2 separate regions of the Homo sapiens genome follow, and region 2 is linked to region 1. Evidence: read pairs that join two places in POLR2A ChIA-PET (ENCODE). Cell type or tissue: PC-9. All regions are shown on one strand. Links, peaks and the distances in the headings refer to the core of each region. The heading gives the core; the rest is flanking DNA. Region 1 overlaps SVOPL (SVOP like). Region 2 holds the start of LOC124901843 (small nucleolar RNA U13).

Region 1 (5,380 bases), core at 64-5,063:
CTAGCTTGCTAAAGATATCAGAGAGGGCATAACGACTTATGTACAGATATCATCGCAGCTTATTTTAATAATGAGAAGATCTGAAACAACTTAAACTGCAACAGTAGAGCAAGGTCTTATGTATTATATTACATGTATGAAAGTACATCTTTCCACTGGAACATTTATAGCCAGCCATTAACACTTCGTTTTCTCTCATAAACAGAGAAGATAAAACAGTGTTAAGAGTTATCTTCTCTGGGTTGGACAATCAATGGTGATTTCAATTTCTTAATTTTCTTTTTTCTTCTGTATTGTTTACTATGAATTTATCCTTATAATTAAAGAAAAAGCAAATACCTTAAATGTTCTCCTTGTACTCCTCCCAACATACTGCCTCATTACGTCCCCAGCAGCCCTGTGAGTAGGGAGGACACGTTTTTGCCTTTTGATGTCCAAGTTCAGGGACCTGCCACCCATGAGGGTGGGCACAGCATGGTAGTTTTAAAGAATGGTCTGAACTTGGTAGGTCTGGGCTTCCAGACAGTAGAATGGCATGGATTGTATTGTTGGATGATTGTGAAAGACCAGTGGGCTTGCTACAGGTTAGCTCCTCAGAGAAGCAACTATCAGGATGGAAACCGAAAATCGCCTTCAGAAGTTAGGGCTTCTTCCCTCCCCGCATTGAGGCAGGTCCCATTCATGTGTTCTGCTGTTGCTTCAGATTCTGCTCATCTCGTTCCTGTGGGGAGCCTATTTCTCCTTGCTGACCTCGTTTGCTCCTTCGTACATCTGGTTTGTCTTCCTGCGGACGATGGTGGGCTGTGGTGTGTCCGGCCACTCGCAAGGGTAAATATGTTACCCAGGGGACCCTGAGACAGAAACGTGTACCCCTGCAGGCCCTGATGCACACACACTGCGCTTAATAGACCAAAAGCATTGTGAACCCAACATATCTGAGACAGGTTTCAGTCCATTTAGAAAGTTTATTTTTGCCAAAGTTAAGGATGTGGCTGTGACACAGCCTCAGGAGGCCCTGAGGACATGTGCCCAAGGTAGTTGGGGTATAGCTTGTTTTATATATTTTAGGGAGACATAACACATCAATTAATACATGTAAGATTTACATTGGTTCCATCTGGAAGGGCAGGACAACTCAAAGGGTGGGGGACTTCCAGACCACAGGTAGATGTTAACATATTAATTTTTTTTTTTTTTTTCGAGATAGAGTCTGGCTCTGTTGCTCAGGCTGGAGTGCAATGGCACAATCTCAGTTCACTGCAACCTCCGCCTCCTGGGTTCAAGCGATTCTTTTGCCTCAGCCTCCAAGTAGCTGGGATTACAGATGCCTGCCATCATGCCCGGCTAATTTTTTGTATTTTTAGTAGAGACGGGGTTTCGCCATGTTGGCCAGGCTAGTCTCGAACTCTTGACCTCAGGTAATCCACCCGCCTTGGCCTCCCTAAGTGCTAGGATTATAGGTGTGAGTCACTGTGCCTGGCTGATCTAAACATTTTCTGATTGGCATTGGTTGAAGGAGTTATCAGTAGAAAAGAATGTCCAGGTTAAGACATTCTGGTCTCCACAACCAAGGTTTTATCATGCAAATGAAGCCTCCAGGTAGCCAGCTTCAGAGAAAATAGATTGTAAATGTGTCTCACCAGACTTAAGGTCTGCGTTGATGCTAATGCTAGAGGGATATAATGAGGCATGTCCGACCCCACTTCCTGTCGTGGCCTGAACCAGTCTTTCAGGTTAAATTTTAGAGTGCCCTGGCTGAGGAGGGAATCCATTCAGATGGTGGTAGTTGGTAGATGAATGGGGTTGGGGTTGGGGCGGGGGGGCACTTCAAATTTTATTTCTAGTTTACAGCATTAATAAGTTACAGATTTATAGATGTCACTTGTGCAAACTCAGTTTAAGCTTTGTTTGGTTTTTAGTGATAGCTGCTTATTTAATGCTCCAGCAGGAGCAGTTTTCTCCTTAAAATGATGCTTGATGGTGAGGCTAGCAGAGTGCTAGATCAAGCAGGTGTTAGCTTTTTTGTTCATAAGGCTAGTCATTGTTTTTGAGATGTGCAATATTTTGTTACAGGAAATACTAACAAGTGTCAGGTAACAAAATGTCAACCCAGGCTGGGCGTGGTGGTGGCTCGCATCTGTAATCTGAGCACTTTGGGAAACTGAGGCAAATCCCTTCAGCCCAGGAGTTCAAGACCAGCCTGGACAGCATAGTGAGACCCTCGCTCTACAAAAACAAACAAACAAACAAAAATTTTTGAAGTCAATCCAAACATAATTTATTAATTTCTTGAATTTGTTGGAAGAGTTTAGTTTGACCATAAGCCCCTGTAACATTTAGGAGTAACTATTTTTGAGTACTATCACCCTATGATTTAAGACTCCTCTTGTAAAAGGGAGGGGGGGGAATATGTCAGATGGGATCGAACTAGAGTGACTCCATCTTTAATAGGGGCTGGGTAAAATGAAGCTGAGACTTGCTGGGCTGCATTCCCAGGAGGTTAGGCATTCCTAGTCACAGGAAGAGATAGGAGATCAGCAGGACTGGTTTCACAAGATACACATCACAAGACACCCCGCTGATAAAACAAGATGTGGTAAAGAAACTGGCCTAAACCCACTAAAACCAAGATGGCGACCAAAGCGAGCTCTGATTGTCTTCACTGCTTATTATACTCTAATTATAATGTATTAGCATGCCAAAAGACACTCCCAGTGGTGCCAGGACAGCTTACAAATGCCATGGCAATGTCCAGAAATTACCCTAAATGGCCTAAAATAGGGAGGAACCCTCAGTTGCAGGAACTCCCCTCCCCTTGAATTCACAGGACCCCTTGGGCTCTTCTCTTCTTGGTGCCTTGGAGGAGATTATTCTTAAAATATGTTAGGAGATGTCAAAGCACCTAATTACTGCCTTCATGTGTTAGAGAAAGAATTGTTCTTCCCTGGGGCATACAGTAAGCTTTGAGCTTTGGAGCCCTAAAGGAGTAGAAGCTAAGTAAAAATATAAAACATTCCCCAGGAAACAGCTCAATAAATATGTTAAAAATCCCCAAATTCTGGCTAACAACAGCAACAGAGAAGAGCAATTAGAAAACTGATGGAATATGTTTCTATTTATTCTTATATTCAGAAGAAAATATGTACTTAATTAGAAACTTGTGCCTTGACTGTCCTCATGAATTGAGAGAACTATTTACCTTCTCTCAGGTGTATTTTAATTTCCCAATGTGTTTTAGAAAAGGGAATCAGGCTGAGTGCAGTGGCTCACCCCTATAATCCCAGCCCTTTAGGAAACCAAGGTGCAACAGTTGCTTGAGGCCAGGATTGGCAATGCAGCAAGGTCCCATCTCTACAAAAAATTTAAAAATTAGCTGGGTGTGGTGGTGAGCACCTGTAATCCCAGCCACTTGGGAGGCTGAGGTGAGAAGATCTCTTGAGCCCAGGAGTTTGAGGCTGCAGCGAGCTGTGATCAAACCACTGTACTCCAACCTGGGAGACAGCCAGACCTTGTCTCTAAAATAAATAAATAAATAAATAAATAAATAAATAAATAAACAAATAAGAAAAGGGAATCAGGCTTGGGAAAACATTTTGCCAGTGCTTCCCTTGGCAAAACAGATAAGGCTTATATTTCTTTTTTTTTTTGTCTTTTCAACATGGAGTTTCGCTCTTGTTGCTGGAGTGCAATGGCACAATATTGGCTCACCACAACCTCCACCTCCTGGGCTCAGGTGATTCTCCTGCCTCAGGCTCTTGAGTAGCTGGGACTACAGGCATGCGCCACCACACCCAGCTAATTTTGTATTTTTAGTAGAAACGGGGTTTTTCCATGTTGTCCAGGCTGGTCTCGAACTCCTGACCTCAGGTGATCCACCCACCTTGGCCTCCCAAAGTGCAGAGATTACAGGTGTGAGCCACCACACCTGGCCAGGCTTATATTTCTTAAGTGTTAGAAGGTTTAAAGTATTGGGAGTAAAGATGTAAACCCAGGAGCAATTGTCAGTTTCGTTCTTACTGTTCTCTTATGTGGATATTAGCTGTCATAATTCTCTTCTGATATATAATCAACTTCTATGCTTTTGAATTCTTTATCCCTGTGACAAGAAAAACTGATTATTTTTTAAAAGATGATTTAGTTTTTTAAAACAAAATTATGCTTTTTCCTGCTTCCTGTTTAGGTTAATCATAAAGACTGAATTTTTGCCCACGAAATACCGAGGCTATATGTTACCCTTGTCTCAGGTAAGGCAACGTAGGAGTTCTACCTGCCTTTGGCATCCTATGGGATAAGATGTACATATAGGCATACCTTGGAAATACTGCTGGTTTGGTACCAGCTCGCTGCAATTAAGCGAGTATCAGAATAAAGTGAGTCACACAACCTTTTTGGTTTCTCAGTGCATGTAAATGTTATGTTTACACTATACTAAAGTCTAGTAAGTGTGCAGTAGCATCATGCCTAAAAAGCAATGTACACACCTTAATTTTAAAATACTTGATTGCTGATAAATTCTAATGATCTTCTGAGCCTTTAGAGAGTCATAATCTTTTTGCTGGTAGAAGTTCTTGCCTCAGTGTTAATGGCTGCTGGCTGATCAGGGTGGCGGTTGCTGAACATTGAGGTGGCTGTGGCAATTCCTTAAAAAAAGATAACAATGAAGTTTGCCACATCAATGGACTTCTTCTTTTCCTGAAAGATTTCTCTGTAGGATGCAATGCTGTTTGATAGCATTTGACCCACAGTAGAGAACCTCTTTCAAAATTGCAGTCAATTCTCCCAAACTGTGCCACTGCCTTATCAACTAAGTTTATGAATATTCTAAATTCTTTGTTGTAATTTCAACAATGTTCATAGCTTCTTCACCAGGAGTAGATTTCATCTCAAGAAATCACTTTTGTTGCTTATCCATAAGAATATAATCCTGTAATATATATTACAGTAATAAATGAATATATATCTATATTACACAAATATAGTATATATTACACTAATATTGCATGTACATATATGTAAATTATACGTAAATATATTAGTATAATATATATATAATAGTATATATACATTTATATGCACATATATTACTGTAGAGTGTGTGTGTAGGGGTGTGTGTGTGTGTGCGTGTGTGTAGCTTATATCACCTTGGAGGATAAAAGTGAGGCTCTGATATTTTTATTTTATTTTTTGAAATGGAGTTTCGCTCTTGTTGCCCAGGATGGAGTGGAATGGCGCCATCTTGGCTCACTACAACCTCTGCCTCCTGGGTTCAAGTGATTCTCCTGCCTCAACCTCCCAAGTAGCTGGAATTACAGACGTGCACCACCATGCCCAGCTAATTTTTTATATTTTTGGTAGAGATGGGGTTTCACCATGTTGGCCA
Region 2 (5,380 bases), core at 96-5,095, 180 kb after region 1:
AGCTTCCTTTCTGAGATCAGGAACAAGATAAATTTCCACTGGCTTGACTTTTATTCAACAATGGAGAATTTAGGCAGCATGATAAAGCAAGAAAAAGAAAAGGCATAAAGATTGGAAATAATAAACACTGTCATTATTCACAGATGATATGATTAGATACAAGAGAAGCCAAACAAAGCTACAGAGAACTTACTAGAATTAGAAAGATTTAACAAAGTTATTGAAAAAAAAATTTTTTAACATTTGGGTCCAGGCACAGTGGCTAATGCCTAGGATCCCAGCACTTTGGGAGGCCAAGGCCAGAGGAGTGTAGGCATTTGAGGCCAGAGGAGTGTAGGGATTTGACACCAGCCTGGGCAACAAAGTGAGACCCCCCCCGCTACAAAAATGAGGAAAAATTAGCTGAGCATGGTGGTACATGCCTGTAGTCCCAGCTACTCGAGAGGATGAGGTGGGAAGATGACTTGAGCCCAGGAGGCTGAGGCTGCAGTGATCCCTGACTGTGCCACTGCACTCCAGCCTGGGTGACAGAAGGAGACTGTGGCTCAAAAAAACAAAAACAAATTAAGACATAAAACATATTTGGGCCAGGCACAGTGGCCAAAAGCTCTCAGCATTTTGAGAGGCCAAAGTGAGAGGATCACTTGAGTCCAGGAGTTCAAGACCCACCTGGGCAACATAGTGAGACACCATCACTACAAAAAATAATAAAAAGGAAAAAAAACCCCACACATTTGTATTTATATTTACCAGGAACAAAAAGGTAGAATGAAGTTAAAATGGAATATCATTTACAGTAGCATCATAACCTATCAAGTACCTAGAAAAACTTTAAGAGAAGACTTGCAAAATCTCAATGGGAATAATTATACTTAACGAGTCGGTAAAGAAAGCATAAGATCCTTTTGTGGTTCATAAGCATGATGATCAGGTTTTCAGGCATATGTGTACGATGTGCCTCCTTCAAACTTTGTTAGGATGCTACCACGCTACCCATCTGACTTAAAGGAAAAAAATTAAGAAGCATAATAATATTCTCCCCAAAGTGATTTTTTTTATCAATTTCTCATAATCCCAATAGCCTATCATGTTTTTTTGTGAAACCTGACAGGTGGATTCTTATGTGATAATTCAAATAGCTAAAAAACAATTAGAAGATGCTTCTGAAAAATAATTACAGGTATTGGTAAGGGGTTACATAAGGACTTGCTTTGCCAGCTGTCAAAAACTACTGTAAAGAGAATGTGGGCCAAGCAGTGGTTCATGCCTGTAATCCCAAGACCAAGACAGGAGGACAATTTGAGGTCAGGAGTACGAGACCAAATTGGGCAACATAGCAAGACCCTTTTTTCTAAAAGGAAAAAAAAGTGTGGCCCTGGTGCAGGTAGTAACAAATAGATCAACAGATTAAAACTGCCTGAGAAAGAGAAATCAGACGCTAAGGAAGAAACAGACTCACGCATACATAATTATAAGCACGGCGGTGTAGAGCACTGGGAAAAGAATGGTACTATTTTCCGCTAATGGGGCTTGGATAGCAGGTAGAAAGTGAAACTGGACTGCAACCTCACCATACACATAAATCAACTGCAGATGAAACGAAAACCCAAATGTGAAGGAAAAATTATAGAGCTTTTAAAATAAAATATTTTCTTTTTTCTTTTTTTTTGGAGACAGGGTCTTGCTCTGTTACTCAGGCTGGAGTGCTGTGGTATGATGAAGGCTCACTGCAGCCCTGGGTCCTCCTGGGTCCAAGCAATCTTCCCACATTAGCCTCTCAAGTAGTTGAGATCACAGGCTTGTGCCACCATGCCTGGCTCGTTTTGTTTGTTTGTTTGTTTGTATTGAGATAAGGTCTCCCTATGTTGCCCACACTAGTCTCAAACTCCTGGGCTCGAGTGATCCTCCCACAGTACTGGGATTACAGGTGTGAGCTACAGCGCCCAGCCCAGAAAGATTCTTAAAACGAGAGTACTTACCACAGAGATTCATAAAATTCAAAAATTCAAATTCAAAAAATAAAAGACCCTATAAAAAAGGCAAACAGAATGGAAGAAGATAGCGAGAATATAAAATAACTCCTATTAAAATTAAAATAGCCAGACACGGTGGCGCATACTTGTCATCCCAGATATTTGGGAGGCTGAGGCAGAAGGATTGCTTGAGCCCAGGAGTTTGAGACCAGCCTGGACAACACAACAAGATCAAGTCTCATAAAAAAAATAATAACTTGGGAGGCCAAGGCAGGTGAATCACTGAGCTCGGGAGTTTGAGACCAGCCCGACCAACATGGAGAAACCCCATCTCTACTAAAAATACAAAATTAGCCGGGCGTAGTGGCGCATGCCTGTAATCCCTACTACTCGGGAGGCTGAGGCAGGAGAATCGCTTGAACCTGGGGGTCAGAGGTTGCAGCAAGCTGAGATCACACCATTGCACTCCAGCCTGAGCAACAAGAGTGAAACTCTGTCTTAAAAAATAATAATAATAATAACTTTTTAAAAAATGAAAAAAAAAGTTTAAATAACCCAACAAAAAGAAAAAATAGGAGAGACTCAAACAAGTGCTTCACAATAGCTGAAATCTAAATGATGGATATGGAAAGTGCTCAACCTAACTGGTACTTAGGAAAAGCTTCTCAGATCCCAATAAGTTAACAGGAAACACCCACGAGGTTGCCAAAAAATAAAAAGATTGATAATACAAAATGTTAGTGAACATCTACATCTGAGCCAACAGGAACATACATGAACTGCTAGTGGGTATATGAGAGTTGGTAAGTTAACTTGAGCGTTCACCTTCTCTATGATCAGGAATTCTGCCTTACCGTATTTAAAAAAACAAAACAAAACAAAAAAACACCCACACACCAAAACCTCAGGACTCACATATACGAACAGCAGGATATATTAACAAGAATGTTAATAGCTTCATTGCTTTAAAAAGAGCAAAAAACAGGCAACATTTCCAATACACAGCAATAACAGAATGGAAAATTTAATTGTGGTATATTTGTGCAAAGTATTATATAGCATTAAAAATGAATAAACTATAGCTATATGCAACAACATGGATGATCCCTTCAATGTTAAATGAAGATAGGAAGAAATAAAATACACCAGCACCATTCCTTTCACACAAAGTCCCAAAACAGACAAAGCTAGGTTACAGCATTCACCATTACGTAAATGAAGGAATTGTTAACATAAAAGTGGGGCAGGCCAAGTGCAGTGCCTCACGCCTGTATTCCCAGAACTTTGGGAGACTGAGGTGGTAGGACTGCTTGACCTCAGGAGTTCAAGACCAGCCTAGGTAAAAGTGAGACCTCGTCACTACAAAAAAAAATTTAAAAACTTAATTCATGGCCCGGGTGCGGTGGCTTACACCTGTAATCCCAGCACTTTGGGAGGCTGAAGCTAGTGGATCACCTGAGTTCAGGAGTTTGAGACCAGCCTGGCCAACATGGCGAAACCCTGTCTCTACTAAAAACACAAAAATTAGCCGGAGGTGTTGGCGCATGTCTGTAATCCCAGCTGCTTGGAAGGCTGAGGTGGGAGAATCGCTTGAACCCGGGGGCAGAAGCTGCAGTGAGCTGAGCTCGCACCATTGCACTCCAGTCTGGGCAACAAGAGCAAAACTCTGTCTCAAAAAAAAATAAAATTAAAAAATAAAATAAATGCCGGGCGCAGTGGCACGCCTGTAATCCCAGCACTTTGGGAGGCCAAGGCAGGCAGATCACCTGAGATCGGGAGTTCGAGACCAGCCTGACCAACATGGAGAAACCCCATATCTACTAAAAAATACAAAATTAGCCAGGCGTCACATGCCTGTAATCCCAGCTACTTGGGAGGCTGAGGCAGGAGAATTGCTTGAACCCAGGAGGCAGAGATTGCGGTGAGCCAACATCCCGCCACTGCACTCCAGCCTGGGCAACAAGAGCAAAACTCCGTCTCATTCAGGCATGGTGACACACGCCCAGCTACTCAGGAGTCTACGGCTGGAGGATCATTTGAACCTGGCAGATAAAGGCTGCAGTGATCCCTGATTGCACCACTACACTCTGGCCTAGGTGACAGAGCAAGACCCTGTCAAAAAGAAGAAGAAGAAGAAAAAAAAAAGGTTGGACAAACGGTTAACTTCTAAGGGAAAGGGAAGGAGTGATAAAAATATAGCAGACAAGGAACTTTTGGGGTTACTGGCTATGTGTGTTTCTTGATCTAAGTGGTGGTTATATAATTATTCACTTAATATGTTAATTGTACATGTGTTTCCCTCACACTTTTTGAAAAGCTTAAGCATCCTAAGTTTTCAGTTCATGGTGGGGAGACCTCTTCAACAAAAATGAGAAGGCACCCTCAGAGGTAGGAAGGACAATTAGGAAGCAGCTGAAATGACCTCAGGAAATGAAGATAAAAAGAAGGCAACCGATTTCTGAGATGTAGAAAGGAGAATTGACAGAATTTGTTAAGGGAAGATTAAGCTTTTTTAAAAAGTCAAGGATGGAGCCTTAACTTTTAGTCTTCTTAATCCCTATTAAAATAATGAATTGGAAGGCCACTATGCTGAGATGGCCACAGCACCTTGGGTTCCTATTTAAGCAAAAAGAAACCAAACTCAAAGTGAACTTAAGCTTAACTAATCAGAAACCACCAACTAACCTCTAGTGACTTTATGAATCAGAAACTGCCAACTAGCCTCTAACTAGGTACTTTCTACTGTCTTGATGCCAAGAACACCTTATCAAAGTTTCCCTCTCCTGCCCCTTCTTTGGAGCACTGAGCCACTTGCTCAACTGATACTGCCCATTCATGAATCCCTGAGTTCTAAAATAAACAAAAACTAGCTGGGTGTGGTAGCATGCACCTGTTGTCCCAGCTACTCAAGAGGCTAAGGTAGGAGGATCACTTCAGCCCAGGGGATAAAGGCTGAAGTAAGCTGTGTTTGCACTACTGCACTCTAGCCTGGGCCGCAGAGTAAGATGCTGCCTCAAAAATAAATAAATAAATAAAAAGACAGGGTTTTTGCTATGCTGCTCAGGCTGGTCTTGAATTAGTCTCAAGCGATCCTCCTGCCTCAGCCTTCCAGAGTGCTGGGATTACAGGCATGAACCACTGTGCCCAAAACAAAATAATTTACCCTGACCTATAATATTAATCAATATACTTCTCAGTTTCCTTTAATTATACTAGTACATAAACCAATTTCTTTTTAAATTACAACATTCCAAGATTTATAAACCACAAGGCTTACCTGTCCAGCCTTACAGTGGAAAATGTAGGTAAGACCCCATCAAAAAATCTTTCCCTCCTTATCCTCCTGACATTTATTTCTATTAGTTTTCCAACAAATTTATAATTTTAGTTGGAAATCTGATAAATAA

What was found. ChIA-PET counts read pairs that join two places held together with the same protein. Peaks named below come from ENCODE experiments on the same cell type or tissue, not always from the same donor. Only the 100,000 strongest peaks of a DNase experiment are listed, where the experiment ranks them.
Region 2: POLR2A ChIA-PET joins it to region 1 with 6 read pairs; 1 of 35 experiments calls an interaction of 5 or more read pairs at or near these places.

Annotation. Positions count from the first base shown.
Region 1 is chr7:138,655,312-138,660,691 of GRCh38, reverse strand. It overlaps SVOPL (SVOP like), which reads left to right. Exons shown (of 16, transcript NM_001139456.2): 6 at 704-828; 7 at 4,181-4,244. Among named protein-coding and RNA genes, the nearest start is that of SVOPL, 43 kb to the left of the region's middle. In PC-9, for the core only: no CTCF peak of the experiment used is centred there; DNase peaks (open chromatin) are centred at 1,571 and 2,521; H3K4me3 peaks cover 648 bases; H3K27ac peaks cover 1,962 bases.
Region 2 is chr7:138,478,103-138,483,482 of GRCh38, reverse strand. All of the region lies in intron 1 of TRIM24 (tripartite motif containing 24), which reads right to left. LOC124901843 (small nucleolar RNA U13) reads left to right here and starts at 900; the gene lies at 900-1,003. RefSeq lists enhancers at 3,317-3,877, 3,878-4,438. In PC-9, for the core only: no CTCF peak of the experiment used is centred there; a DNase peak (open chromatin) is centred at 4,752; H3K27ac peaks cover 810 bases.